2 separate regions of the Homo sapiens genome follow, and region 2 is linked to region 1. Evidence: read pairs that join two places in POLR2A ChIA-PET (ENCODE). Cell type or tissue: PC-9. All regions are shown on one strand. Each heading gives the region's core, and the rest is flanking DNA. Links, peaks and the distances in the headings are about the cores only. Region 1 overlaps CDC42BPB (CDC42 binding protein kinase beta). Region 2 holds the start of LOC124903390 (a long non-coding RNA gene).

What was found. Peaks named below come from ENCODE experiments on the same cell type or tissue, not always from the same donor. Only the 100,000 strongest peaks of a DNase experiment are listed, where the experiment ranks them.
Region 2: POLR2A ChIA-PET joins it to region 1 with 11 read pairs; 2 of 35 experiments call an interaction of 5 or more read pairs at or near these places.

What each region holds. Positions count from the first base shown.
Region 1 is chr14:102,950,892-102,966,214 of GRCh38, reverse strand. It overlaps CDC42BPB (CDC42 binding protein kinase beta), which reads left to right. Exons shown (of 37, transcript NM_006035.4): 19 at 1,565-1,713; 20 at 3,060-3,154; 21 at 6,505-6,584; 22 at 11,527-11,613; 23 at 11,940-12,017; 24 at 13,612-13,717. Among named protein-coding and RNA genes, the nearest start is that of AMN, 36 kb to the right of the region's middle. In PC-9, for the core only: no CTCF peak of the experiment used is centred there; no DNase peak of the experiment used is centred there.
Region 2 is chr14:102,738,069-102,753,391 of GRCh38, reverse strand. It overlaps LOC124903390 (a long non-coding RNA gene), which reads right to left and starts at 10,675. Exons shown (of 2, transcript XR_007064356.1): 1 at 9,682-10,675; 2 at 1-458. RefSeq lists enhancers at 2,806-3,640, 14,757-15,258 and a silencer at 6,450-6,623. In PC-9, for the core only: no CTCF peak of the experiment used is centred there; DNase peaks (open chromatin) are centred at 8,983 and 11,781.

The sequences.
Region 1 (15,323 bases), core at 3,152-11,151:
GACATATAAGTACTATTTAGGGAATTACAGTGATGCAAGAGACTTCTGTGTAACCAGTTCCCCAATTTAAGGAACGCCAACATTTGCCAGCTCTCAGATCATCATGGCTTCTCTCGACAGCATTCATTCGTTTAGCAAATAATTACTGAGCACTGAGCTCCGTGGTGTCAAGTTAAGACTGGATTCTGCCCTCAGAGAGCTTGCTTTTATTAATTTCATTGGTTCATTTAGTGATGTGTGTATTTTATTTTTTTCCTCCCGCGACAGTCTCACTCTGTTGCCCAGGCTAGAGTGCAGTGGCGTGATCTCGGCTTACTGCAACCTCCGCCTCCCGGCTTCAAGTGATTCTCCTGCCTCAGCCCCCCCGAGTAGCTGGGATTACAGGCGTGTGCCGCTACACCTGGCTCATTTTTGTATTTTAGTAGAGACGGGTTTCCACCATGTTGGCCAGGCTGGTCTCAAACCCCTGACCTCAGGTGATCTGCCCGCTTCGGCCTCCCAAAGTGCTGGGATTACAGGCATGAGCCCCCACACCTGGCCTTCCTCTGTCCATTTTCTTCTCTTTACTGTTATAGATGGAAAATGAAGCATTCTCAATTGTGTTCAATGAAAGGTTTTCAGTTTGTTTTAAAAAAGAAAAAACAGCAAGATGGCATCTCTGGACTTCTTTGATACCTCTCGAAAGTTGATGTCATACATTGGGCAACTCAGTAAGAAAACAGGAGGATGATGTTAGTGAACTGGCTTATTCCACTGTTGCTTCATCCTAGGTCACTCTGTCATTCTTCCCTTATTATTTTAGTCTTTTTTTTTTTTTTTTTTTTTTAATCACAGGTAGGAATGAGTAATGACATAATTCCCAGGATGGTGAAATAGCAAAACGTTTCAAGTTATGAGAAAAAGATAACCGAACCCTATAATGTACCTTAGGTTTGTAAAAGGGTCCAGGGTCCAGTGGACCCATATAGAAATTGCATTACAGAGGCCAGGCGCAGCGGCTCATGCCTGTAATCCCAGCACTTTGGGAGGCCAAGGGGGGTGGATCACGAGAGCAGGAGTTGGAGACTAGCCTGGCCAACGTGGTGAAACCCTGTCTCTACTAAAAATACAAAAATTAGCCAGGCATGGTGGTGCGGCACCTGTAATCCCAGCTACTGGCTACTGGAGAGGCTGAGACAGGAAAATCGCTTGAACCCAAGAGGCGGAGGTCGCGGTAAGCTGAGATCACGCCATTGCACTCCAGCCTAGGCAACAAGAGCGAAACTACATCTCAAACAAAAAAAAAAAGAAAAGAAAAGAAAAGAAATTGCACTACAGAATCACTTTTATTCTTCTAAAAGATAAAGTAAATTATTTAGTTATTTTTTAGAAGATTTCTGAGGAAGAGTAAAAAAAGTCATAAAATATCAAAACTAAAACTCCTGAGGCACCTCCATAATTTAGAGTTAATATCTAAATGAGACCGTAATGGCTTAAGGTTAGACAAAGATAACTTATTTGTTAACATTAGTTTAACAAGCGGATAACTGAAAATGCATTTTTAACGCCATGACCGTGTCTCAAGGACCCGCTGTGGAAGGTGCGCCGCAGCCAGAAGCTGGACATGTCCGCGCGGCTGGAGCTGCAGTCGGCCCTGGAGGCGGAGATCCGGGCCAAGCAGCTTGTCCAGGAGGAGCTCAGGAAGGTCAAGGACGCCAACCTCACCTTGGAAAGGTACTTGGTGCCAGGGTCTGACTCCAGGTAGGAGCAGTGGCTGTGTGGCCTCGAGCCCGCCCTGAGCCTCACGGGCTCCGATGCTCCTCGCCTGGAAAATCGGGGCCACGGCGTTTGCTGGAGCCTTAGGAGGCAGCACGTCGGGTTCACCTGCAGGAGCCCCGAATAGCAGGCCGTTCTGGCACTGAGGTGGCCGCGAGGGTGCAGGGCCTTGCCTGCCGCGGGGGGGTGTGGTGCGGTGCGAGCCGTGTTTTGACGGCAGCGGGTGCTTGTGCCCCCACGCTGGGTAGCGAGACTCACACCGCTGTCTGACAGGAGCCCCTCTCACTGCTTAGTCACCTCCGTGCCGCTCCATTCACTAATTCAAGATTGTTCCTTTCAAGCTAACGTGAATATTTTAAAACAGAGGTTGAAGATGGCATTCTCACTTGAAATTTTTCCCTAACTCCAAGCAGTAACGAGAACGCCATTTTCACACAGCAGTGATTCAGTCAGTATTTGCTGAGAGTCTCCTCTTTGCAGATCTGGTTTTACGAGGATACGATAATGAACGTCAGTTTCATAAAAACCAGGCCAGCTCTGCTGTGCCATGAGGCAGGCGAGGACCTGGAAGGGACAGTGTCTCTAACAGAATTACCAAGTCCCAAATCCTGTTAGTTTGGGGCTAAAAAATTAATGGTAATAGGTTTCAGTTAAATTGACTTTCTTTATACTGGGAATTGCTGTAAGACTGTTCTGTTGTTAAATCCTGTGACCCTCCCACAGCCCAACAGGGTAGGCAGTCTTGTTACTCCCACTTACACACACTCCGCAGGTGATTTGCCCACTGTCACCCCACTGATGAGTGGACCAGCCCCCACAAACTGCATCCCTCCCGGCCAGGTGTTCCCCGTGGCAGCCTGACTTCCTCTGTCCCCTGCACGAAGTTGCTGGAATTGCAAGGCTACCCGTGCGGGTGGTGCTGGTGCTTCTTGGTGCAGCCACCATCTTGCCAGTTATGGGAAAGATATTGATGGGGCTGACGGCTGAGCGGCCTGGGCCCTGTGTCCCTGAAGAACAGAGGACTCGCCTGGGAACAAGATTAGGAAGGTCAAGAGCTCCATTAGGCCTTCATGAGACACGCCTTCCTAAGCCATGACTTTTTAAATTCCTGTTTGAATGTTTATATTTGAAATATTCGTACTGTTCATGGTGTTTGCAGTAGAAAGGCCCAGCATGAGCTACCGTGTTCTGGACAGTCCTGAGTGCTGGGGAGAAATCCCGGCTCTCTCATCCTGACCTGCCCCATACCAGCTCACAGACAACCTCTTCTCAGTGCACTTAAAGCCATTTATTTTTTATTTTAGCAAACTAAAGGATTCCGAAGCCAAAAACAGAGAATTATTAGAAGAAATGGAAATTTTGAAGAAAAAGATGGAAGAAAAATTCAGAGCAGATACTGGTAAATTAATGTTGTGCGATTCTGCATTATTTGAATATAAGTATTTTTCAAATGAATGTTTTTATTTTCTTTTCGACTTAATAGTTACTTTAGAAGCACCTACAGAATTCCAAATTCAGTATTTTCCAAAATCAGCATTTTCAAACAACATCTTCAAATATATTTTCCCCAAAGGTAGCCATTGTTTTTGGTTTATCCTTCCTTTTTTTTTGAGACAGTCTCGCTGTGTCACCCAGGCTGGAGTGCAATGGCACAATCTCGGCTCACTGCAACCTCTGCATCCTGGGTTCAAGGATTCTCCCGCCTCAGCCTCGCAAGTAGCTGGGATTGCAGGTGCACACCACCACCACCCCTGGCTAATTTTTGTATTTTTAGTAGAGATGGGGTTTTGCCACGTTGGCCAGGCTGGTCTGCAACTCCTGACCTCAGGCAATCCACCCACCTCAGCCTCCCAAAGTGCTGGAATTACAGGTGTGAGCCACCGTGCCCAGCCTATCCTTCCTTTCATCTTGAAAGCATATGGCAAATCCACACAAATCTAGGCACACATTTGTATCCCCTGATAACACAAAAGGCATCATTTTGTGCTGGAGGGGCCACCCCGGCCTCCTCTGCAGCTGCACTGTGCGCTGCCGTGGGCTGGCCAGCCACTGGGATGGTTTATTCCCTGGCATTTGCTGTCACAGAAAGTGCTGCCAGGAGTGGCTGTATGGATAGAACATTTCCTGTTTTTGTCGGTGTATTTCGGGATAGAGTTCTAGAAGTGGGATTGCCAGGGCAAAGGGCAAACATGCCTGTACACTCTTGCTGCATGCTGACGGACAGGCCTCCAGAGGCTGTGCAGTGACGTTCCTCCCACTTTGCATGAGGGGTTTCTGCCCCACAGCCTACCCACAAAGTAGGATTTCAGACTTTTGGATTTTTGCCGCTCTGAATAGGTGAGAAATAGCATCTCCGTAGAGGTTTAACTTGCATATTTCTCATAAGTAAGATTGAGCATCTTTTTATATGTTTGAGGGACTTTTGTATTTTGTGCATTATATGTTTTTATTGTTTGCCCGCTTTTAAAAATTCAGGTTGTTAGTCTTGCGGATTTCTAAAAGCCTTTTGCATTTTGGGGATTAGTGCCTTTTGTTTGTGATGTAAGTTGCAAGTATTTTTCCTAGTTTGTCTTTGCTTATCATTTATTTATTTTTTTGCCAAATAAAAGTGGTTTTGCAGCCGGTGCGGTGGCTCACGCCTGTAATCCCAACACTTCGGGAGGCTGAGGTGGGCGGATCACCTGAGGTCTGGAGTTCGAGACCAGCCTGACCAACATGGAGAAACCCCATCTCTTGTAAAAATACAAAATTAGCTGGGCGTGGTGGTGCATGCCTGTAATCCCAGCTACTCAGGAGGCTGAGGCAGGAGTATTGTTTGAACTTGAACCTCAACCCGGGAGGCAGAGGTTGCGGTGAGCCGAGATTGCACCATTGCACTCCAGCTTGGGCAACAAGAGCAAAACGCTGTCTTAAAAAAAAGTGGGGGGGGTTTTGCCATCTCTACTAAAAATACAAAAATTAGCTGGGCGTGGTGGGGCATGCCTATAGTCCCAGCTACTCAGGAGGCTGAGGCAGGAGAATCGCTTGAACCTGGGAGGCAGAGGTTGCAGTGAGCTGAGATCTCGCCACTGCACTCCAGCCTGGGTGACAGAGCCAGATTCCGTCTGTCAAGAAAAAAAAAAAAAGGTGGTTTTCAAAATTTTTTGTGTGTCAAGTTTTCAGTCTTCTTCCTTTTTTGAGTCATAAATAGGAAAATACACCTAACTCCCAGTTGTTGGAGGGATTCCCTCATGCTTCTCATACTTGTGTGGCTTCATGATTGATTGATTGATTGATTGATTGATTGATTGATTGATTCAGGGTCTTGCTCTGTTGCCCAGGCTGGAGTGCAGTAGCACGATCAGGGTTCACTGCAGCCTCAACTTTCTGGGCTCAAGTGATCCTCCCACCTCAGCCCCCTGAGTAGCTGGGACTACAGGCACGTGCCACCACACCTGGCTATTTATTTATTTATTTATTTATTTTTAGAGATGGGGTTGTGCCGTATTTCCCAGGCTGGTCTTGAACTCCTGGACTCAAGCAATCTGACTGCCGTGTCTCCCAAAGTGCTAGGATTACAGGCGTGAGCCACCGTGCCCAGCCTCATTTTTTAAATTAGAATACTGATCCATTTGAAATTTGCTCTGACATACGGTTCGAGGAGTGTATCCAGTTTTATCTTTTGCTAATGGCTAGCTGGTTGTCCAATACCAGTTATTAAGCTATTTTTCCTGCTGGTTTTATGTATGACTGTTGTCATGTACAGGATCACCATGGGCTTGGGTCTGTTTCTGGATCTTCTCCCCTGTTCCATTGTTCATGGGGAAGAACCACTTGATTCTTGTTTTTTGATATGTGTTTTTTTGTGTGTGTGACAGGGTCTCACTCTGTCACCCAGGCAGGAATGCAGTGGCACGTGCAGCCTCAATCTCCCCAGCTCAAGTGATCCTCCTGTCTCTGTCTCCCAAGTAGCTAGGACCACAGGCACATGCCACCATGCACAGCTAATTTTATTTATTTAATTTTTATGGAGATGGGGTCTCTCTGTGTTGCCCAGGCTGGTCTCAAACTCATGGCCTCAAGCAGTCCTCCGACCTTGGCCTCCCAAAGTGCTGGGATGACAGGTGTGAACCACTGTGCCTGGCCATGATTCTTATTGTAGAGGCCTTAGTGAATCTGCTTTAATATCTGGTAGATCTGCTCCTCCTCCACCTACGCCCAGCCCAGCTGCCCCTGTGGTTTTGAGGGGTTTTGTTTTTTGTTTTTGTTTTTTTTTGAGATAGAGTCTTGCTCTGTCGCCCAGGCTGGAGTACAGTGGCATGATCTTGGCTTACCACAACCTCTGCCTCCTGGGCTCGAGATTCTCCTGCCTCAGCCTCCCGAGTAGCTGGGATTTCAGGCACATACCACCATGCACAGCTAATTTTTGTATTTTTAGCAGAGATGGGATTTCACCATGTTGGCCAGGCTGGTCTTTAACTCCTGACCTCAGGTGATCCGCCCACCTCGGCCTCCCAAAGTGTTGGGATTACAGGCGTGAGCCACCGCACCCAGTCCCTTGGTTACTTTTTCAAGTGAACTTTTTGATTCTTGTTACTCTCTGGGGAAAAGCCTGACCCCTTTTTTTTTTTTTTTTTTTTTTAATTGTGATCATGTCAGATGTATCAGTTACTCAAGGAGAATTGACATCTTGAAGACACTGAGTCTGTCTGAAAATAATATGTAGACTTTAGTTTTTTTGCCTTGACTATTCTTTGTTTCTTTTTGCAGGGCTCAAACTTCCAGATTTTCAGGATTCCATTTTTGAGTATTTCAACACTGCTCCTCTTGCACATGACCTGACATTTAGAGTAAGTCATTGTTTTTTTTTTAAGTGACAGATGAGTTTATGATAAGTTAGAAATAGTGTCATATATGATTTTACCACTCATGGGGCCACAAACACACCAGTAAATATACATTCAGTGTTTATCTCAGCGTTGTGCTAACTGTGTAATTGACCCACATGTAATCAACCCACATTAAACGCATCAGGTGACAGACATTTAGGGTATTTGAGGTGCTCCCAGAGAAGCTTTCTCAACTCAGATTAAGTAGAGATGAGATTAAGAAAGTGCTCAGCCTCTTCAGGGAGAAATCTGCACTGGCCTCAGCTGTGTAGTGAGTATTTTTTTTTTTTTTTTTGAGACGGAGTCTTGCTCTGTCACCCAGGCTGGAGTGCAGTGGCATGATCTTGGCTCACTGCAACTTCTGCCTCCCGGGTTCAAGTGATTCTCCTGCCTCAGCCTCCCAAGTAGCTGGGACTACAGGCACCCACCACCACGCCCGGCTAATTTTTGTATTTTTAGTAGAGACAGGGTTTCACCATATTGGCGAGGCTGGTCTCGAACTCCTGACCTCAGGTGATCCACCCACCTTGGCCTCCCAGAGTGCTGGGATTACAGGCGTGAGCCACCACGCCCAGCCTGTAGCGATTATTTCAAGAAAATAATACAAATTCTCACACTGGGATGGGTGCAGTGGCTCACGCCTGTAATCCCAGCACTTTGGGAGGCTGAAGTGGGAGGATCACTTGAGCCCAGGAGTTCAAGACGAGCCTGGGCAATATAGCGAGACCCTATCTCTTAAAAAAAAAAATCCCACACTAGAGCGAATAAAAATACTTTAGTTGTGTTTCCATCTGTGTAGCTGTAGAGTTCGGCATTGGGGATCGATGGGAAAGGTGGTTGATGGGAACAGTCTGGCACCAGGTGCCTTGCCGAGACCCTCACAAGGAGGCCAACCCCCTCAGGCAGTCGGAGCCGCTGGTCATCTACTTGGGAATTAGCTGTCGAGTGAGGAGCAGACCCCACTGCCTCCCTCCATGGGCCGCAGGTTCTTGGTGGCATTCCGTGGAGGCAGGACAGCCTTTCCTCCTCTTTGAAACCTGTAGGGATGCACCCTTGATAGCAGCACGCAAAGCATATTGGAGCAGGGAGAGTGGAGCTCACTAATGGAACTCCTGATGGGGTGCAGGGTGGGGAAGGTGGTTCCAGCCTTTGATTTAGAAAACTCCAGCCCTGCAGGCGAGTGGGAAGAATAGGGTGCATGTGTACATGTCCCTCACCTGGGGTTTTGCTACATCTGCTTTCTCTCTCTCAACATAAGAGACTTTCTTCCTCTGAAGTATTTGAAAGCGACTTGAAGGTATCAGCGACCCCAACATACTTCAGCAGTTATTTCCTACGATTGGGGCATTCTCTCACATAACCACAGTGTCACTGTCATCAGGCATTCTGTGCTGATGCCGTGGGACAGCCCATATCCATGTGTCCCTTGTCGTCCCAGGAATGCCCTTTCCTGCTGGCTTTTCCTCCTAGTTCTGGATCCATCTGGAGGTCATGAATCGCATTTAGTCTTTTGTTTCCTTTAATCTGGAACAGTTCCCCATCTGTTCCCTTTTATGACAATGATATTTTGGTGTTACCCAGGCCAGTTGTCCTGCAGAATGTCCACTCTGGGTTTGTCTGATGTTTCATCTTCATCAGTTGTGGGTTGAACCTTTGGCACAAACTCTCCTCAGGAGGAGCTGTGCCCTTTCCACGCACAGAGGCCGGCCTGCCCAGGGTGGGTGATGCCAAGTCTGATCGTTGGGTTGAGGTGGGGTTGGCTAGGGTTGCTGCCTGTGTGAGTAGGGGGCAGTCAGCAGGTGCCCATGTGGGCATCTGCCCGTAGCAGCCTCCCTTGGGGTGGACTCTTAGCATCCTGGCCTGTGTCTGTCATTACAACACCCAAGCAGGCTTGCATTGCTCACAGCCACTCTGGACGCACACCTGTTCACCTTCACCTGTCAAAATGTTTGTTTGTTTTATCAAACTGGCAATGCTTGTCTTTTCCCTGAAATCCACAGTTTTGAAGAAGCAAATCTATTTAACCGGTAAGTGCCCGCCAGATCTTTGATAAGCCTGTTTCTGCACAAGTCATTGCCTCTCTCGTTGCTGCGGAGCCGGGCACTGCTGTGGGGAGGAATAAGTGGATTCCAGAGAACCAGAGATGGTGCTTGATCACTGAATGGAGGCGGCCAGGAAAGCGGTAGCTTTCTGTAACATTAACAGAGTAGAGGGCCCGGTAGCAAGTGAGTTTACAGCCAGTACTGTCCATGAGTGTGTGAGTCACAGCTGTGGAGAGTGGGCAGCAGAGATGGAGACAGAGGCGGCATCTTCATGCCTCATTCTCTACAGCCAGCACGCCTGCCCTTGCTAATCCCTCATCCCTCCCTTTTTTTTTTTTTTTTTTTTTTTTTGAGACAGTCTTACTCTGTCACCCAGGCTGGAGTGCAGTGGTGCAGTTTCGGCTCACCACAACCTCCACCTCCCAGGTTCAAGCAATTCTTGTGCCTCAGCATCCCAAGTAGCTGGGACTACAGGCACGCGCCACTATGCCCGGCTAATTTTTTTTTTTTTTTTTTTTTTTTTTTGTATTTTTAGTAGAGATGGGGTTTCACCATGTCGCCCAGGATGGTCTTGAACTTCTGACCTCAGGTGATCCACCCACCTCAGCCTCCCAAAGTGCTGGGATTACAGGTGTGAGCCACCATGCCTGGCCCATAATTGATTTATAAATTGTGATATAAGCACACATAACATAAAACTTACCATCTTAACCATTTTTTAGAGTCAGGGCTTCCTTCTGCTGCCCAGGCTGGAGTGCCGTGCCACCATCATAGCTCACTGCAACCTCAAACTCCTGGGCTCAAGCGATTCTCCTGCCTCAGCCTCCTGAGTAGCTGGCACTACAGGTGCTCGCCACCGCACCCAGCTAATTTTTAAATTTTTGTAGAGATGGATTCTTGCTATATTGCCCAGACCGGTCTCAAACTCCTAACCTCAGGTGATCTGCCCGCCTTGGCCTCCCAAAGTGCTGGGATTATAGGCATGAGCCACCGTGCCTGGCCGCTAATCCCTCTGTGATTTAAATGGGAAGGCATTTATTGTTGAACAGAAAAAACCCTCCATCAGGGGCTGGGTCTGTTAGAGCTTCCAGACTCTTTTGAAAATTGTCTTTGAGAAACTTCTTATCCCACGCTGCCTGCATGAAACATGTTGGTTTTTACTAGAAACAGTTTGTCACCAAGATTAAGTCAATATATCTTCATGCCAGTGTTGACTGGGTGGGAAATGATGTTTGTTCCTCCTGTCTGTTACCTCCAAGGACTCTCTCTCCTCCTCGTCTGCATCTTCCCTGCTAGCCTTTTGGGAAGAAGTAAGTGGCTGCCAGCGCTGGCTTCCCGCAGCTTTCACTCCTGTTAGTGCACAGCCTCCTCAATGTTCCTGTTCCTGAATCTGCATCCCTTTGATTAATTAACCAACTAAATGAAACGAGTGGGGCTTTTACATGCCTAAAATTAATATTCTTTTTCTCATTTATCTAAAGATGGAACCGTAACACTTAACATACCTTGTTTATGGGGCAGATTTGCTTACATTTTTGAGCTTTGGTAATTAGCCAGTCGAGCTAGCCTTTCCCTTGTGAATTTGCAGTACACAGTTGTGTGTGTGTTTTATGTGTGTATGCTGCCATCCCATCTGAATTTGGCTCCTTCCTCAGTGGCCTAATTAATTGCAACTGTTGGAAAGTGTTTATCTGATTTGGTTCATTGGGATTCTGATGTGGAACACAAAATACAGCTGTCAATGCTTTAGGCGCCTACCCAGCCATGTCTGTGTCCCATCACACTGCTTGCTGGTGCTAACACTTGCTACTCAGCATACCTACATGTGCGTCTGTAAACAGCAGTGGCCTGTGATGATAAACTATTAGTTTCAGGAATACTTGTTGAAATAGAGTTGTTTTTAAGTGGTTTCAGAGTGTAGCTTTAGCTTCAAATAAATCACTGTGAAATTAGAACTCTTAATTTGTTAAAACAAAACATTGCTTCCCTGTGTCATAAAATTTTCAAGGAAATTCTTAAATCTACTCATGGGCCCACCGACCTCTGTTGATGTTCGAATTTCTTCTTGATCCTTGAAATGAGGTTAAGAAGCATTTGGCTATTTGATCTTTTCTTCTTTCTCTTTTTCTTTTGAGACAGTCTTGATTTGTTGCCCAGGCTGGAGTGCAATGACTTGATCTCGGCTCACTGCAACCTTCTCCTGGGTTCAAGCGATTGTCGTGCCTCAGCCTCCAGAGTAGCTGGGATTATGGGTGTGTGCTAGCACACCCGGCTAATTTTTGTATTTTTAGTAGAGACGGGGTTTCGCCATGTTGGCCAGGCTGGTCTCAAAATCCTGACTTCAGGTGGTCTGCCCCCCTCAGCCTCCCAAATTGCTGGGATTACAGGCGTGAGCCACCGTGCCTGGCCTGGCTAATTGATCTTAAGGCTGCTAGGCTTAGATAACATTACTTATGAATAAAGGTCAGGAAGGATCAGCATTTCCAGGTCTTGCCCTTTCAGTGACCGGGGCAAGGAGGCTGCAGGAGGGGGCGGGTATGCTCAGGGCTGTGCATTAGAGGTGTCTCCAGGCAAATTCTCACCTCAGCGGGGTGACTGTGACTTGTCAGACTCCACCTGCCCACGCAATCACCACTCAGCTGAGGAAGCCAAGTGCAGGGGTCCTCAGGGCAGGCCGGCCAGCTGGGAGTGGAGCAGGGGTCTGTGAGGAGACCCAAGGGGTGATAGGATCCAGGAGTAAGAACCGCTGGGACTTCTGGGCTAGACAGAATCTGCTTTTATTAGTAAAGAACTTGTAAGTAGAGTCTGGATCATGTAGAATATGTCCTTTCACCCCACTCTTTCTTTCTTGGTTCTCACAGACCAGCTCAGCTAGTGAGCAAGAAACACAAGCTCCGAAGCCAGAAGCGTCCCCGTCGATGTCTGTGGCTGCATCAGAGCAGCAGGAGGTGAGACAGCGTTGCCCTGGTGATGCTCCCACCTGGGGTCTGCCCTCGTGTCCAGGTGACCAGATGCTGCTCACCTGGCCCCTGCATAACAGTTTGCAGCGAGGGCCTCTGCCCAGGTGCTCAAGCCCACCTTTCATTTTGAGAATTAACTGTCAGTCCCTCCCCTAGATGAGGGAGGCTTCCGCAGATGTCTCAACATTGTAGCAAATTAAAAATGCAGAACTGTTCACTGTTAACACATTCTTGAGAGAAGTGCACCCCGTAGGGCCAGGTGTCTCAGCCATGCTGAGCTGGGCCGACACTCACCTGTCCTGCTTGTCTCCCAGGACATGGCTCGGCCCCCGCAGAGGCCATCCGCTGTGCCGTTGCCCACCACGCAGGCCCTGGCTCTGGCTGGACCGAAGGTAGGGGCCTTGCTTTCACCCGGGGCGCCTTCTTAGTTATTTAGTTGTTTATTTATTCTCAGTTATTTAGAAAATAAGTTTTGTATAAATAAAACATACTTAGTCATTTTTGCATACACACAGTAGCGACCCTCATGTTCTGTAGGAAAGTTGTTGAGAATGGTGTGTAATTCAGGAAGCTGTCAGGACCCTGTGTTTTCTTAATGATACCAGTGCTACACAAATATATTTTAATTGGAAAAGTTCAGCATTCAGTCTCCCCACTCTCCTTCTCTCATTCCCCAAGCCATATTCCCCTCTCCACAGGTAGGCAGCTTACTTCTCCACATTGATTTTCATTTGTCTGCCTGCACTTAGAGAACCTTACAGAACCATGTGGCTGGTGGGTGAGAATGACTCCCAGCATAAACGGCCCTGCAGTGCATGTGCGGTTCTGAGCCTCATCCTTTCCACAAGTGCATCCTGGAGAGCCAGCACAGCGGCCCCACTGGGCCCCTGCTCCCCTGTCCTGGCCTCGGCTTCTTCTGTAACATCCCCTTTTCTTTCATATAAACATCAACGCAGATCAGAAAGTCTCCAGGGTGACGGGCCCCTGAGTTCCAAGCATTGCGAGTACGTAGCCCTGTGGCCTAAGGTGGTTTTTGTTGTTGTTAATGTAGACACGGCCTCTGCCTGTGCTTCCTGCCACAGGCAGCTATGCCGGCTGGACGTAAGAAGCCAAACTTCTATGAGGCTACCTAAGGGTTTGGCTTTTGGACTAAGACTCTTGCAGAGTCAGGGACCAAGTCGCGAGGTCGTTTATTTGGTTACCATATTTGATAGCAACTCTGCAGAGTGCTGGTGTGTCACTCCTAGTCCTGATGGCCCGGCCACCGCCCCACGGCCTCCCTGCCCACCTCAGCCAGCCTCTTCCCCCACAGCTCTCTGGAGTTTGTGTCGGTCACTCCCCTACTTCTTGCAAGTGGTCTCACCCACATCTGTTTCCTGCTGAGGATCGTATTGGTCTCTGCTGCGCCTGAGCTTGGTAAACAGGCGGTCCCGCATGGCCTGCACCACGACCCTCTGTTCAGCCTTGGGGCTGCTGCAGTTGCCGCTGGGTTCACAATGTGTCCACTCCTGATGAGGGACCGTGAGCCTTTCCAGGCGTTTGCTGTTATGAACTGTCCTCCTGTCGGTGATTCTTGGGTGTCTCTTGGACACATGCAAGGCCTGTGTGCAGCCCAACCTAAATGTGGCCCCAGGTCGGCCCCCAAGAGCCAGTTGGTGCTGGTCTCCAGGAGGCCAGGAGCATGAGCCAGAAAGAGCACTGGCCATGCCACCTCGGCCCTCTGGCCCAGCTGACCTCGCTTTTTGGTAGCAGTGCTCTCCCACTGAAGGAAGTATTTGTTGGCCTCTCTCTGGCTCAGGCTCGTAGGTGGTTTTCACCACTATTTGATGAGCCCTGTTAGGGAACACGTAGACCAAGACCAGAACTTGCACATTTCCACCTTTTCAGGATAATGCCCAAGCTGTGTATAAACTGGATCACAGGCAGATGGATCTGACTCTCAAGAGTCCATGGTTCACCTCAGTGTTCTTGATTTTCTCCTTCCAGCCAAAAGCTCACCAGTTCAGCATCAAGTCCTTCTCCAGCCCTACTCAGTGCAGCCACTGCACCTCCCTGATGGTTGGGCTGATCCGGCAGGGCTACGCCTGCGAGGGTGAGTGTCGTTGCAGCTCCTGGGGTCAGCGTGCACAGCCCCACACCCCTGCAGCTAAGGGCACCAGCCGGCTCCAGGGCAGCCCTGATGCAAGCAAACCAAACTAAAGTGAAATGTCATTGGCATGATTTGAGGACAGGGTTTTTTTTAGGGGGAGTGGGGAGATAGGGTCTCACTCTGTCACTCAGACTTCAGTGCAGTGGTGCAATCACAGTTCAGCTCAAGCGATTCCCTTGTCTCAGCCTCTCAAGTAGTTGAGACCTCAGACACACACACCACCAGCATGCCTGGCTATTTTTAAATTTTTTTTGTAGAGAGTTGAGGGATCTCACTTTGTTTCCCAGACCGGTCTCAAACTCTGGGACTCAAGTGATCTCCCGCCTTAGCCTCCCGAAGTGCTGGAATTACAGGCATGAGCCACTGCACCCAGCCTGGCAGGTTTATTTTTACAAATCCTCAGTAAAGGTCTGTGGAACCGTGGATCCCTGCTGTGCTGGGGGCTCCATTGTGCTGTGCGCCTCTGTGGTGACTCAACTCATCTACTGAGAATTACTACGAAGTAGATCATCTGCAGCTGTTCTAGAAAATCAGAGAGGAAAAGTAATTGTGTAAAACCTTCCACTGTCAAATTATCTAAAGATAACCACAATTATTTGTCTCTGCTTCTGGTCGTCATTCGTATTTTTTTTCTTTTTTTCTATTTCTTTTTCGAGACAAGAGTTTGACTCTGTTGCCCAGGCTAGAGTGCAGTGGCTCAATTTCAGCTTACTGCAACCGCTGCCTCCCAGATTCAAGTGATTCTCCTGCCTCATCCGCCCAAGTAGCTGGGGACAGGCCCACGCCACCATGCCTGGCTAATTTTTGTGTTCTTAGTAGAGATGGGGTTTCGCCATGTTGCCCAGGCTGGTCTCGAACTCCTGACCTCAAGTGATCCACCTGCCTCGGCCTCCCAAAGTGCTGGGATTACAGGTGTGAGCCACTGCGCCCAGCCCATCATATTTTTAAGGCTATATCTTGTGCTCTTGCCCTGTGCTGGGATTCGACATGCTCTTACCCCCTCAGTGATTGCCCCATTTCACAGATGAGCAACCACCCCAAGCCACCCAGTGCTGTGGGAGGGTCCTGGAGCCCAGACTCGCACTGGCTCTGAGCACTCACGCCTTCCTGACCATGGGTCTGTGAACAGAGATGCCCTTCATTCTACATTATAGCAGAAGCATTGTTTTTTGTTATTTCAACTCATGCACATTTTGATTGGCTGCCAAGACCCCACGTCCCCATGACCGCTGGCCTGAATTGCCGTGTAGAAACTCCCACGTGTGGGAGGCGGCCCGGGCTGGCAGGGACAGCATGGAAGCAGGCTTCTGCCATGGGCCCTTTCCCTGTGCGCATGCTGAAGACGCATTCATGCCAGAAACCCTGAGCTTTTGTGTGGATTCTGCCTTGCAACTGTTCTTACCTTTTTGGGTGTCTGGACTTGATGTGAGACTTGATCATTATTTTTTGTTTGTTTTGTTTTATTTTGTTTTTTTGAGATGGAGTCTCGCTCTGTGGCCCAGGCTGGAGTGCAATAGTGTGGTCTCAGCTCACTGCAACCTCCGCCTCC
Region 2 (15,323 bases), core at 4,706-12,705, 210 kb after region 1:
GGGTGAGCACAGCGTAGGGATCTTTGCACATCTCAAGTGACAAACATGCACTGATACGATCCGAATTGCACCGTTAATGAGCAACTGCTTCAACACTTACAAGGAAGAGCAGGAGGAGGACTGCAAAGGGCAGCCTTGTAAGGTTACACAGGTGGTGCACTGCACAAGGGGCAGCCTTGTAAGGTTACACAGGTGGGACACTGCACAGGGCAGACATCTTAGCCTGTGTATAGTAAAAGACCTGTGTTGTAACTAATCAGTATGTCACGGCTGCCTTCTGGCACATGGAGCAAAGCATCCTGAGGACGGGAGTGCCCCATTTTAATTCCCTCCTCAGGGCCATGGGGGCCGGTAGGGCCCGAGCTGCATTTGTTGAGTGGGAGGTTCCAGGTGACCTCAGACAAAGTCATTCCCCTGGCGTGCGGGGCCAGAGTCCTCACGCAGCAGGTGGACTGTTCCTAGGAAGTGAGGGGGTGAGGCAGTCATCAGGCATCTGGGAAAGACTAGGAGGAAGGGAAGGGGTGCCCTGCAGTGGAGCAGATGGGGGCCCAGGGAGGACCCAGGGCAGGGCGGGGGCAGGGAGGGTCCCCGTGGACCTAGTCCAGTGCAAGAGTCCCTCTGGTGCTGAGGCCATGGCACTCAACCCTGGTCGAATCAGGGAGGAAACGACTCTGCCAAGAGCCCGAGGTTTTTGGGGAAGGAATCAGGGCCTCCCACTCCAGCGGGCCTCCCACTCCAGCGGGCCTCCCACTCCAGCGGGCCTCCCAGGCTGCCTTGGTGTCTAGCCCGCACAGGCCAAGCAGCCCACAGCCACGTTGCAGCCCGGGCCCAGAACAGCTCAGTGCCCACCAGATGCTCAGTCACACCTCAGGAGAACTGTGACCCAGCAGCCAGTGCTGAGAAATAAGCTCAGGAAATCAGTATTACGAGGACAGAAGTTTTGTCCGTGGGTCTCAATAAAGTTATTTTCATTTTAAATTGGGGGAAAAAGCCATGCATGCTCACTGTGTTGGCCCTGGATTAAGAGGGGTTGCTCCCCCTGCCCTGGATGTGTGTTCATCCCCGCCTCCCACCCACTGGCCCCTTAGGGGCACCCCAGCTCCCTCCCACCCCAGTTCCCACCTCTGTACAAGGAGGGCCTAGGCCTGCCCAGGCGGCCCTTCCCAGGATTCAGGCTCTCGCAGGGAAGGGGGAAGGGGATGTGGAAGGACACGGGAGCCCTGCACGAGGGTCCTAAGGGAAGCACAGCGGTGCGGTGCCTTGTGATGATGGTTGTTATTGGCTTCCCTGGACAGGCTGCCCCCACCCCATGCTCACTCCTGCCTGTGGGACACACACCCCATGGTGATTTTGCTGAATCCTCACTACAGCCCCACGGGGCAGGGCCCATCATCTCTGTTTTAGAGATGGGAACCCTGAGGCCCAGCGAGGAGAAGTAACTTGCCCAGGGCCACACAGCTCTGGGCCAGTGCTGGCATCTGAGCCACCCTCGGGGACCTCCAGCAACCACAGGCAAAACTGTGCCTTCCGGATCACCTGGGGTCAGGAGTTCAAGACCAGCCTGGACAACATGGCGAAATGCCGTCTCTACTAAAAATCACAAAAATTAGCCAGGCATGGTGGCAGGCGCCTGTAATCCCAGCTACTCGGGAGGCTGAGGCAGGAGAATCGCTTGAGCCTGGGAGGCAGAGCTTGCAGTGAGCCGAGATTGTGCCACTGCACTCCAGACTGGGCAACAGAGCAAGTCTCCATCTCGAAAAACAAACAAACAAACAAACAAACAAAACTGTGCCCTCTGCCTCCCGCCTCCCGCAGCACCAGGGTGCAGTTCCAGGACATGAGCTCGCCCTAGCAAGCACTCGCGTGGCACAGTGCAAACTTCCCTAGCTTCCTGTTACAACCCTGTAACTTGCTCCAGGGGCCTCAGGCCTCACCCCCTGACCATCCCCAGCCCGGACTTCTCTTCCCCTGTCCAGAGGGGGCTCTGTCCCCATCGTGCAGGCTTTGCCGGCGGGCGCTGCACCCTGCACAGGCCACGCAGGAGGCTCTCTGCAGGCCCCGCCACACTGCTCTGGGTGCTGGAAAGGTTGTGTCTGCAGGCCCCGCCATGCCGTTCTGGGTGCTGGAAGGGTTGTGCTGCCTTTGCTCCCTGGGCCTCTTATGCCCGCAGACCTGTCACATCAGCCACCGAGGCCCGATCCCTGTTGCCTCCTTTTCCAGATGCCATGGGGTTTGAAGAACTCGCGGGGCTGGCCCTGAGCCCAGGTCTGACTGCTCTCCGCCTCCCTGTCCCGCACCCCAATTTCTGCGCAGCCATGACAGACAGTGCCGACGGGGCCAGGTCCTGTGTCAGGCCCACACCAGCCCAGGGGTGGAACTGACCCCCAAGCTCCCTGGTTTCTCTGCAGCCAGCAAGGACCCTTTGCAGTGGAAAGTGCTGGAGTGTTGTCACCCCCAAGGCAACCCTCAACCCTGGGTCAAGAGTTCCTGGATAAACACCCAGCCCCCCACCATCTGCCGGCTGTCCTCAGGCGCATGACATATGATTTCATATGGTCCCTGGGGGGACTGAGCCCTGGGTTCCCACAGAGGTGACCAGCTCCATCCCCCAACCTGCAGTGGCCCCAGCCAGCCTCTCCCCAGGAGACCCCCTGGGAACATCTCCCAGAAAAACCGCCTGTGCCCAGCTCCTGGCCCTGACTCTGCTCTTTAGGGCGCAGGATGGGCCCCGCGGCCATCTGGACAAGGGTGTAAGAAGAGACTGCACACCAGCTCGGGAGTCTTTAGAACCCACCTCTGTCACAGCCTGGGCTGTGAACCCAGGGGACTGGGCCCCAGCACCCCGCACCGGCCTCGGCACACAGGAACGACTCAGCACGCACCGAGGAAGGGACATCAACGAGCTGAGAAATGTCGCTGTGCTGAGCTGCGCTCATAACCAGTGGATTCCTGGTGTATTATTATTTGTTGATTGTTGATGTAATTTTTCTTGATTTGCTGATTATTATTTGTTGATTCTGGGTTTGCACAGCCACAAATATTCAGATATCTCAAACCCCACTCCCTGCTGCTTCTTGCTAATTCAAGCAAAACCAAAATGCTGAGCCTGTGTGCACACGGTGCCTCCCTGGCACCATGTGAGCCGATAATGGATGGAAGAGGCCCTGCCCCCACCTGCTCTGGGCAAACAAACAGAACAATTAGCCAGAAAGAGTTCGCCAGGCGGGAGGGTCAGCTGCGGCAGCCATGTCCGTTCTGACTAGCTCCCAGAACATTCCACAGCCGAGGCACCATGATTAGGGGGCCCCCTCCATGCAGGCGCCACTGCGGCTGCAGGGACCGAGGCCGCGGGGACCGAGGCCACAGGGACAGGCACTAATGGCAGCCACAGGCCACTCCCCTTGACCCCTCTCCAGCGACTCAGCCCCCGGGATTAGCCCCCAAGATGCTGCCTGGGCTGTCTCAACAAACAGTGAAAAGGTAATGCAAAACAGGAACACCAAGAGCTGTCCCCGCACAGGCTCAGGGCTGCTCAAAGCTGGCCAGGCTGCTGTCACGCAGGGAGGTGTGGGATGCCTGGCAGTGGCCCGCTGCTCCCCTAGGATGGCAGTGGTGGCTGTGTGGCAACACATATAGCTTGTGTGCAAAGCCCTGCTTCTCAGCACACCGATTCCTGCAGGTAGGACTTGCCTCGATTGTCGTCCCCAAGCATGGCCTGGTCCACACCGCACGGCTGGACCCAAGCACCTGGCTCTGGGGAGAAGCAGCTGAAGGGGCTGGGAACGCAGCGCCAATCTCTGCTGCAGGAGAGGGCGGGTGCTGCACGAAGTTTCAGGGACCCTCCTCCAGGCCTTGCAGGGGCGTGTGACAGCCGCGGTCCCGGCTGTGCTGGGGAGGAGAGGCTTCCAGGGCCAGAGAGGCTGGGAGAGGTGTTTACAGGAGCCGAAAGTGCTAAAAATAGCGGGGGCCTTGCCCCTGAAGCCACTCCACCTGACCACCCGGCAGGTGCTGGGACAGGAATAGGCAAGCAGACCCCAGAGGGACAGGCATAGGGCAACCCCCTCTCAAGGGTGGGGGGGTTGCCTACTGGGAGCAGAGGATGAGCTGGGCAGAGGGCCCAGGCCCCTGGAGCTCTGGAGCTGAGCTGCAGGAGGAGTGAGGACGGGAGCCCCAGTTCTGCTGGCAGCTGGGAAGCAGGCCCCAAACAACCAAGGGTCAAGCCACACGGACTCAAGGGCCCACCGAGGTCCCAGAGCCCCAGTGGACTTCAGAGCCAGAACTAGTGGTCTCCAGGCCACACACAGGCTGTGTGTCAGGCTCACTAACGCACCTCTCAGGCGCAGCCTCCTCTCTCACACCATGGGTGCCACGCAGCCCTCCCAGGGTGATGGGAAGGTGTGTGCTGCAGACAGCGGGTGGCTGGACCTGGAGCCTGGCTGAGGGGGTCAACAGAGGACTAGCCCCTGTGGCCAATGTTTCCGGGGCAGGGACAGCAGTGTGAAGGGAGTTGAAAGGTAGATAAGGCCAGGCACAGTGGCTTGAACCTGTCTGTAATCCCACCACTTTGGGAGGCTGAGACGGGCAGATCACTTGAGCAGCCTGGGCAATATAGCAAGACCCTCTCTCTACAAAAGATAAAAAAATTAGTCCTTGTGGGCTGGGCGCGCTGGCTCACGCCTGTAATCCCAGCACTTTGGGAGGCCAAGGCGGGCAGATCACCAGAGGTCAGGAGATCGAGACCATCCTGGCTAACACGGTGAAACCCCATCTCTACTAAAAAAATTAGCCGGGCGTGGTGGTGGGCGCCTGTAGTCCCAGCTACTTGGGAGGCTGAGGCAGGAGAATGGCGGGAACCCGGGAGGCGGAGCTTGTAGTGAGCCAAGATTGTGCCACTGCACTCCAGCCTGGGTGACAGAGCAAGACTCCGTCTCAAAAAAAAAAAAAAAAAAAAAATTAGTCCCTGTGCCGGGAGCGGTGGCTCACGCCTGTAATCCCAGCACTTTGGGAGGCCGAGGCGGGCGGATCACAAGGTCAGGAGTTCAAGACCAGCCTAGCCAACATGGTGAAACCCCATCTCTACTAAAAATACAAAAATTAGCTTGGTCTGGTGGCACGCACCTGTAGTCCCAGCTACTCAGGAGGATGAGGCAGGAGAATCTCTTGAACCCAGGAGGTGGAGGTTGCAGTGAGCCGAGATCGCACCACTGCACTCCAGCCTGGGCGACAGAGCGAGACTCTGTCTCAAAAAACACAACAAAAAAAATTAGTCCTGGTGGCACATGCCTGTGGTCCCCAGCTACTCAGGAGGCTGAGGTGGGAGGACCACTTGAGCCCAGGAGGTTGAGGCTACAGTGATTTCACCACTGCACTCCAGCCTGGGCAACCGATTGAGACCTTGTCTCAAAAACAGAAAAAAAAAAGAAAGGTGGACGAGAGCTGGGCCATGTGAATGGGTGAGGCAGGTCATGAGTGTGTCAGTCCTAGGTCACAGAGGGGACAGAGTCTGGGACCCCCATCCAGGCCCCCCAGGCACAGCCGGTGTCCCTGGATAGCTGATAAGAATAGGCCTCTGCATGCTGGTTTTTCAGTCCAAAACATCTTGGAAGTGACATGCTCTGCAAGCTAAAAAGGCTCAGTCACCAAAATACAGCAGCCAGGGCGCCAGACAGCCAGTGTAGCGGGCCGGGCCACACTCTTGGACATACAGCTCATGTTTTCAAAATATCACACCTTATGACCATTCCTAGCATGGCCAGAAGAGCAGGGGTGGGGGTGGGGATTGGCCTTCCATTGTCTTCGCAAGTGTGAGCAGCGGCTCCAGGTCTACAGTCAAGAGGCCCGAAACAGCAGGCACCTGGGAACGGGCACAGGCAGACGGTCTGGGGCTAGGGCTGCGCCGTGCACATCACCAGAAGGTGCAGATTTGGGAGCAGGAGAACCCCACATGCCCCCTCAAGAAGCTGACTCACAGGCTAATTTGCTGTCCCCAAGAAGCCATTCCCTCTCCAGGGCATCAGGCATCCATTGAGCACAAACCGTGGTGTCACAGGCGTCAGCGTTCATGCACGGGGGCCGCTGCAGGTGAGAAACTCCTTGCGCTGGCAAAGCTGCCCATGGGCGGAAGCACAAGCCCCACCCTTCAGCCAGCAGGCGTGGGACTCCCTGCGTACCAGCCCCTGGCTAGGTATGGAGGAGGCAGACAGGATGGAGGAGAGGGGAGGGGAGGGGAGGGCGCATCCACGCGCCCAGGGACGCACATATACACACATGTACACATACACATACACACATATATACACACATAAACACACATATACACATACACATAGACACACACACACATATACACATACACAGACACACACACACACACGCACACACGTCCTGGCTGCCTCCACAGTCACTCCTGCTAGTTCGTGTACCCGAGGAACCGCCACGTACACACCCAGCAGGCAGCTGCCTGGGGCCTATGTTCGCTGTGTAGGCCTCATATCACCCGGCCGTAGAGACAACCCCGAGAGTCAGCCCAGGAAATGGTGGGGAGGACAAGTATCTCCTGCTGACATCAGGCTCAGAGGCGGAACCCCCACCTCAGGACCTGCCCCACCCGTGCCTGGCCCTCCAGAGCAGACCTCCTCCCCCAGCCCAGAAGCAGGCTCCCTGGACCGTGAGTCCCTGCCCGGCTCTTCCTGCAGGGACTCAGAGTGGCCCGGGTGGCCCTGGCCATGCAGAGATGGGCACTGGGACCACCCCTGCTCCTTCCCTCCAAGCCCTGGCTCAGCCTGCTTCCCCTGCTTCCCAGACACCGTCGCCTCCACCCTGCCTGGTCTGACTGTCTTGATCTTTTAATCGGAGGGTTTGTTTCACCCACGTGGGATTTCGGCTGGAGTTAAGGTAGAGTGGGGTCCGCCATGTTAATATTTATTTTGTCTCATCTCTTTTGGTTTGTCTATTGCTCCTTTCCTGCCTTCTTTTGTGTTAATACAATATTTTTTAGTATTCCACAATTTCCTATTGGATTTCTGGCTATATGTGTTTGCATTATTGTTTTTTAGTGATGGCACTGGAGGTGAAAATGTGCATTTTAACTAATCCCAGTCTTCTCAGAATTAGAATTGAATTACTTCAAGTAAAATAGAGCAGTAGAATATTTCCACCTGCGCCATCGCCAGGGCTGCTGCAGTCATCTACCACATCTACTTATTATACATACAAAATAAAGCATTCTTATTTTCGCTTTAAATAGTAAAGTCAGGGCTGGTCACAGCGGCTCACGCCTGTAATGCCAGCTCTTTGGGAGGCCGAGGTGGGAGGACTGCTTGAGCCCAGGAATTTGAGACCAGGCTGGGCAACAGGTGAGACCCTGTCTCTACTAAAAATAAAAGAATTGGCCGGGCACGGTGGCTCACGCCTGTAATCCCAGCACTTTGAGAGGCCGAGGCAGGCGATCATGAGGTCAGGAGATTGAGACCATCCTGTCTAACACGGTGAAACCCTATCTCTATAAAAATACAAAAAATTATCCGGGCGTTGTGGTGGGTGCCTGTAGTCCCAGTTACTTGGCAGACTGAGGCAGGAGAATCAATTGCTTGAACCCGGGAGGTGGAGGTTGCAGTGAGCTGAGATTGCGCCACTGCACTCCAGCCTGGGCAACAGATTGAGACTCCATCTCAAAATAATAATAATAATTATTATAATTACATAATAATTATAATAATAATTATTATTTTATTATTATTATTATGACAAGCCTGGCCAACATGGTAAAACCCCATCTCCACTATTTATTTATTTATTTATTTCTAAGACAGAGTCTCTCTCTGTCGACCAGGCTGGAGTGCAGTGGTGCAATCTCAGCTCACTGCAACCTCCAAGTTCAAGCGATTCTCCTGTCTCAGCCTCCCAAGTAGCTCGGCTTACAGACGTGCACCACCACACCTGGCTAATTTTTGTATTATTAGTAGAGACGGGGTTTCACCATGTTGGCCAGGCTGGTCTCAAACTCCTGACCTCAAGTGATCTGCCCACCTCGGCCTCCCACAGTGCTGGGGTTACAGGCGTGAGCCACCACACCGGGCCTATTTATTTTTTGAGACAGTCTCACTCTGTTGCCCAGGCTGGAGTGCAGTGGTATAATCTCAGCTCACTGTAACCTCTGCCTCCTGGGTTCAAGCAATTCTCCCCCCTCAGCCTCCCGAGTAGCTGGGATTACAGGCGCCCACCACCATGCTCAGCTAATTTTTTTGTATTTTTAGTAGTTTCACCATGTTGGCCAGGCTGGCCTCGAACTCCTGACCTCAAGTAATCCACCTGCCTTGGCCTCCCAAAGTGATGGGATTACAGGCGTGAGCCACCACGCCCAGCCTCATCTCTACTAAAAATACAAAAATTAGCCAGACATGGTGGTGGGTGCCTGTAGTCCCAGCTACTCAGGAGGCTAAGGCAGGAGAATCACTTGAACCCGGGAGGTAGAGGCTGCAGTGAACTGAGATTGCACCATTGCATTCCAGCCTGGGTGATAGATTGAGACTCCATCTCAAAAAAAATTTTTTAAAAAAATAAAAGAATTAGCTGGGTGTGGCTGGGCGCAGTGGCTCACGCCTGTAATCTCAGCACTTTGGGAGGCCAAGGCAGGCGGATCACGAGGTCAGGAGATCAAGACCATCCTGGCTAACATGGTGAAACTCCGTCTCTACTAAAAAAAAAAAAAAAAAAATTAGCCAGGCGTGGTGGCGGGCGCCTGTAGTCCCAGCTACTTGGGAGGCTGAGGCAGGAGAATGGTGTAAACCTGGGAGGCAGAGCTTGCAGTGAGCCAAGATCGCACCACTGCACTCCAGCCTGGGAGACAGAGCGAGACTCCGTCTCAAAAAAAAAACACAAACAAATAAAGAATTAGCTGGGCATGATGACATGCACCTGTAGCCCCAGCTATTGGAGGCTGAGGCAGGATGATTGTTTAAGCCCAGGAATTTGAGGTTGCAGTCAGCTATGATTGCGTCACTGCAGTCCAGCCTGGGCAACAGACTGAAACATTATTTCTTAAAGAAAATAATTATAACAAGGCCGGGTGCGGTGGCTCACGCCTGTAATCCCAGCACTTTGGGAGGCCGAGGCGTGGATCACGAGGTCCTCCCAGTGGATCACGAGGTCAGGAGATCGAGACCATCCTGGCTAACATGGTGAAACCCCGTCTCTACTAAAAATATAAAAAATTAGCCGGGTGCAGTGGTGGGCGCCTGTAGTCCCAGCTACTCAGGAGGCTGAGGCAGGAGAATGGCGTGAACCCAGGAGGCGGAGCTTGCAGTGAGCGGAGATCACGCCACTGCACTCCAGTCTGGGCAACAGAGCAGAGCGAGACTCCGTGTCAAATAAAAAAAAAAAAAAAAAGAAAAAAAAATAATGATAACAAATAAATAAATAGTAACTTTTTTTTTTTTTTTTTTTTGAGACGGAGTCTTGCTCTGTCACCCAGGCTGGAGGGCAGTGGTGCGATCATAGCTCACTGCAGCTTCAAACTCCCAGGCTCAAGAAATTCTCCTGCCTTGGCCTCACAAAGTGCTGGGTTGCCACCAGCCCCCCATCTGGTTTTTTATTAATATGTCTACCCACATATGTACCCTTCTGTTGCTATTCATTTCTATCTGTAGAACTGAGATGCCATCTAGGGTCATTTCCACTTACCCCAAATTTGCTTTGGCATTTCTTTCTTTCTTTCTTTCTTTTTTTTTCTTTTTGAGACGGAGTCTCGCTCTGTCGCCCAGGCTGGAGTGCAGTGGCGCGATCTCTGCTCACTGCCAGCTCATGTATAGTTTTGCGGTCAGCCAGAGATTTAGCAAAGCTTATATGCCGATTTTGGGTCTCATCCCTTCTGCAATTCTCTCATGTCAGAGTTTCTGCCAGTTTTTCTTCCAGCTCTGTATATTAAAGAAAATAGAGAAAACAATGGGCAAGATATATGACAAGATAAAAATATTTCAGTGGAGACTTAGTCTATAAAAAGCCATTCTAGGACGGGAGTGGTGGCTCATGCCTGTAATCCCAGCACTTTGGGAGGCCAAGGTGGGCAGATCACAAGGCCAGGAGTTCGAGACCAGCCTGCCCAATATAGTGAAGCCCCACCTCTACTAAAAACACAAAAATTAGCCAGACATGGTGACGGGTACCTGTAATCCCAACTACTTGGGAGGCTGAGGCACGAGAATCACTTGAAACTGGGAAATGGAGGGTGCACAGTGAGCTGAGATCAAGTCACTGCACTCCAGCTGGGCAACAAGAGTGAAACTCTGTCTTGAAAAAAATAAAAATAAATAAATAAAAGGCCATTCTAGTAGTGCAATATAAAACATCTGAAATTGAGAACTAATTGCATGGGTTTGATAGCAGCCAGGACATAGAGACGGTAGAATTAGGGAACTCAAAGACAGGTCAGTATAAGATATCCAATCTGAAGCACACAGAGAAAAATACTGCGGGGAAAACAAAAATTGAGCATCAGAGACATATGTGAAATGTAGACCTGCAGCCCCTGAAGGTGACAAAAGACAGAAAGGGACATAGCAGTAGTTAAAGCAACAATGACCAAGTATTTTTGAAGCCTGATTAAATATGTCAACTTGCCGGGCACAGTGGCTCATACCTGTAATCCCAGCATTTTGGGAGGCCAAGGCGGGTGGATCCCCTAAGGTCAGGAGTTCAAGACCAGCCTGGCCAACATGGTGAAAACCTGTCTCTACAAAAAAAAAAAAAAAATTAGCCAGGCATGCTGGCGGGTGCCTATAATCCCAGGTACACAGGAGGCTGAGGCAGGAGAATTGCTTGAACCCGGTGGGCGGAGGTTGCAGTGAGCCAAGATCATGCCATTGCACTCCAGCCTGGGCAACAGAGTGAGATTCCATCTCAAAATAAATAAATAAATATATCAACTCAGCTGGATGCAGCGACTCATGCCTGTAATCCCAGAACTTTGGGAGGTCAAGGCAGGTGGATCTCTTGAGCCCAGGAGTTCAACACCAGCCTGAGCAACATGGTGAAACACTGTCTCTACAAAAAATTTAAAATTTGCTGAGCATGGTGGCACGTGCCTCTAGCCCCAGCTACTTGGGAGGCTGAGATGGGAGGATCACTTGAGCCCAGGAGATCAAGGCTGCAGTGAGCCCTGATTGTGCCACTGCCCTCCAGTCTGGGTGATGAAGCAAGACCCTATCTCTCTAAAATATAATAATAATAAATGAAAGGCACCAACTCACAGAGTTGAGCAGCTCAGTGAACCCCCCAGGAGCATAATGAAGCAGAACAAATGCAAAGCCACATCCAGGCAATCATCATCAACTAGATGAAAGCCCTAGACAAAGAAAAAAAATTTAAAACAGCCAGAGAAAAAAGGAATGTTGGCTGGGCGCGGTGGCTCACGCCTGTAATCCCAGCACTTTGGGAGGCCAAGGCAGGTGGATCACGAGGTCAGGAGTTTGAGACGAGCCTGACCAACACAGTGAAACCCCACCTCTACTAAAAATACAAAAATTAGCTGGGTGTGGTGGTGCATGCCTGTAATCCCAGCTACTTAGGAGGCTGAGGCAGGAGAATTGCTTGAACTCAGGAGGTAGAGTTTGCAGTGAGCTGAGATTGCACCACGGCACTCCAGCCTGGGAGACAGAGCGAGACTCTGTCTCAGAAAAAAAAAAAAAAAAAAAAAAGTAATGTTATTTTCAGAGAAGTAAAATGGTTGTGTGTTGACTTTTGCTTAAAACTATGGAAGCTAGAAGACAATGGAATTACATCCTTAATGTGCCAGAAGACAAAAATAAAACCCTAATATTTTACAAACAGAAAATTTATATTTTACATCTATCAAATATAAATGCAAAATAATGATGACTTTAGTTTTTTTTTTTTTGGCTTTTTTTTTTGAGATGGAGTCTTGCTCTGTTGCCTACGCTGGAGTGCAATGGTGCAATCTCTGCTCACTGCAACCTCCGCCTCCCGGGTTCAAGCAATTCCTCTGCCTCAGTTTCCTGAGTATCTGGGATTACAGGCACCTGCCACCATGCCTGGCTAATTTTTATATTTTTAGTAGAGATGGGGTTTCACCATGTTGGCCAGGCTGGTCTCAAACTCCTGACCTCAGGTGATCCATCTGCTCTAGCCTCCCAAAGTGCTGGGATTACAGACGTGAGCCACTGCACCCAGCCAGATTTTTTTTTTAAAGGAAAGAATTTAGCAACAGCAGACATGCACTGAAAAAAGTACTTAAGTTCTTGGGCCAGGCACAGTGACTCATACCTGTACTGCCAGCACTTTGGGAGGCCAAGGTGGGAGGACGACTTGAGGCCAGGAGTTTCAGACTAGCCCTGGCAACGTAGCAAGACCCTGTCTCTACAAAAAAAAGTTGAAAATTTAGCTGGGCTGGCCAGGCGCGGTGGCTTATGCCTGTAATCCCAGCTACTTGGGAGGCTGCGGTGGGAGAATCACTTGAACCCAGGAGATGGAGGTTGCAGTGAGCAGAGATTGTGCCACTGCACTCTTGAGCTCAGGAGTTCGAGACCAGCCTGGACAACATGGCAAAATCCTGTCTCTACAAAAAAAAATTAAAAGAAAAAAAATTAGCCAGGTGTGATTTGTGCCTGTAAGTCTCAGCTACTTGGGAGGCAGAGGTGGGAGGACTGCTTGAGCCCAGGAGGTTGAGGCTGCAGAGAACCGTGATTACACCACTGCACTCCAACCTGGGCAACAAAGCAAGACCTTGTCTCACACACAAAAAATTTAAAAATTAGCCAGTCACAGTGGCATGTGCCTGTACTTCCAGCTACTCGTAGGCGGGTTAGCAGGGGAACTGAAGTGGGAGGATCACTTGAGCCGGGAGGTCGAGGCTGTAGTGAACCATGATCGCACCACTGCACTCCAGCCTGGGCCACAGTGAGACCCTGTCTCAAATGAAACTTTAGTCTGGGTGCGGGTGGTTCACGCCTATAATCCCAGCACTCTGGGAGACCAAGGCGGGTGGATCACGAGGTCAAGAGACTGAGACCATTCTGGCCAACATGGTGAAACCCCATCTCTACTAAAAATACAAAAATTAGCCAGGTGTGTGGTGGGCACCTGTAGTCCCAGCTACTCAGGAGGCTGAGGCAGGAGAATGGCATGAACCCGGGAGGCAGAGGTTGCAGTGAGCTGAGATCACACCACTGCACTCCAGCCTGGCGATAGAGTGAGACTCCATCTCAAAAGAAAAAAAAAATTTTTTAAAAACCTATCATTATTAATTTTTGTATTCTTATCTTTACTGTTTTGATCAATGTCCTTTTTTTTAATGGCATGTTAGGCCAGTAGGAGGTCCTTTAGTTTGGCTCCCAAGTCCCTCGGACGTGACCCCATCATTTTGGGTGCTTCTTTGATCTCTGGCATCAGATTCCCAGGCTCCCCTTGTATACTTCCTTCCTCCCATAGCGAAATCCAGTCACTTCTCCAAAGAACATGGTTCCTTTCCGTGGGAAATGGCATTCAGAGACCACGATCCAGCTTTGGGGCGGGGAGGTGGAAAGGTGCAGGTCACAGTGCCCCTGCCAGCCTCTGCCTTCATGTGGCACATCCAGGGCCTACCTTCCCACTGTTGAAAGCCTTGGACCACCACTGAGTGGTAAAACTTGGCTCACGGATGAATCACGACCCCTAGCAGGGTGGGCTCGGCATCTCTGGAAGTCAGATCAATCACCGACAAAGCCTTCCTGGACTCTACACAGGGAGGGAGTCTCTGGGCTAGGGTGGGGTGAGGCCTGGGGTTACCTCCTGGCCCATCCCAGCACCCCAGGCTTGAATGGTGGCACAGTTCAGCCAACTAATCCAATCATAGGAAACCTGCTGCTACCCTCCCTGTGTGGATGTTTCCATTTCTCTGTCTCCCGACTGGAATTCAGGGTCCTTCAGGGCTGGAACCCTGTCTGTCTTGCTCATCACCTGCCCAAAGCTACATTGCAGGGGCTCAAGAAATGCTTTTGCTGACAAATGCCTCAAAGGCACGATTTCCTTTTACCAAGAAGGGACTCAACAACTGGAAGGACTCACATTGCAGAGCAGGGTTTGGAACCTGCCTCAGGCTGGCTGCCCCCAAGGCATCCCCGCCCCACCCTGCTGGGTCCCAGGAAAGCCTAAGGGCTGTGCAGAGCATGCAGCTCCGGGCACTTTGCTGGGACAGGCCTGCAGGGACACGGTCCTTACTGGCTACTCCCAGAAAGGCTGGGAACCTCCCCCAGCCCCATATGCCCCGCACCCCATCCCAGTTCAACTGATGTGGGAGGCAGCTGTGGATCTACCGGCCATTTGGTTGGGGAGGCAGCTGAGTGGCCACCTCCTCACCAGGGCATCCAAAGGGATAGGGCATGTACCTGGCTCTTGCCGGCCCCACTCAAATGGAGAAACAGAACACCAGGGGCGGGAGGGGCTTGTCTCACAGCACAGTGATTCAGGGACAGAATCCAAGCCCCTGATTCCTAGCCAGGCAAGATTCAGCTTCACAGAGCTGGAAGGTGCTGCAGCCCAATGTAGGCTGGGGCAGGAAGGCCAGGAGGATGTGGCCAGAGGAATGAGGGGTGGGGAGCGGGGAACACATTTCAATTCTGAATCTCCTTCATGAACAAGGCATTCAACCAAGAGGACCGAGGCTCAGCAGCCTGGAGGGCCGTGGAGAGGACAGCTACCAAGAAAGGCCTGGCAGCCACGTACACCCCCAACTAAATGTGTTCAGTCCACTCCGTGCAGGGGTCCTGAGGCTTGGCTCAGGATCTCATAGGTGAGGCTCCAAGGAGCTGCCAGGTTCTCTATAGGAAGGTGTTGCACTGGGAGCCCTGTGCCTTCAGCCCCAGAGAGGCAGAGGAGGTGGCATCCCAGCCTCTGAGGTAGGAGCTCACACTCACCCATGTGCTCACCAGGCAGGCTCTGGCATCCTCCACGAAGGCATCTGTGGCCTGCCACTGCGGGCTGTGCCTGCACACACCCAAGGACTCTGAAGTCTGGGAGCCCAGCCTTTTCTGCAGCCTGAAATTTGCCACAAATTCCCTGAGTCCCACTCCTCTCCAACCATCTCAGTTACCTATTGCCGTGGCAAATTGCTCCAGAACTTGGCTGAAAACACAGGCCATTTTACTTGCTCGCATCTTGTGGGTGAATAGTTGGAACGGGGCTTGCCTGGGTCACTCGTGTGGTCTCCTGGGTGCTCCATCAGGGCCTTCTGGCTTCAGATGGCTTCACACACAGGTTTGGTGGTTTGTGGTGGCTGTCAGCCTGACCACCTGTCTCCAGCAGGCTGTCCCAAGCTTCTTTACAGGGTAACA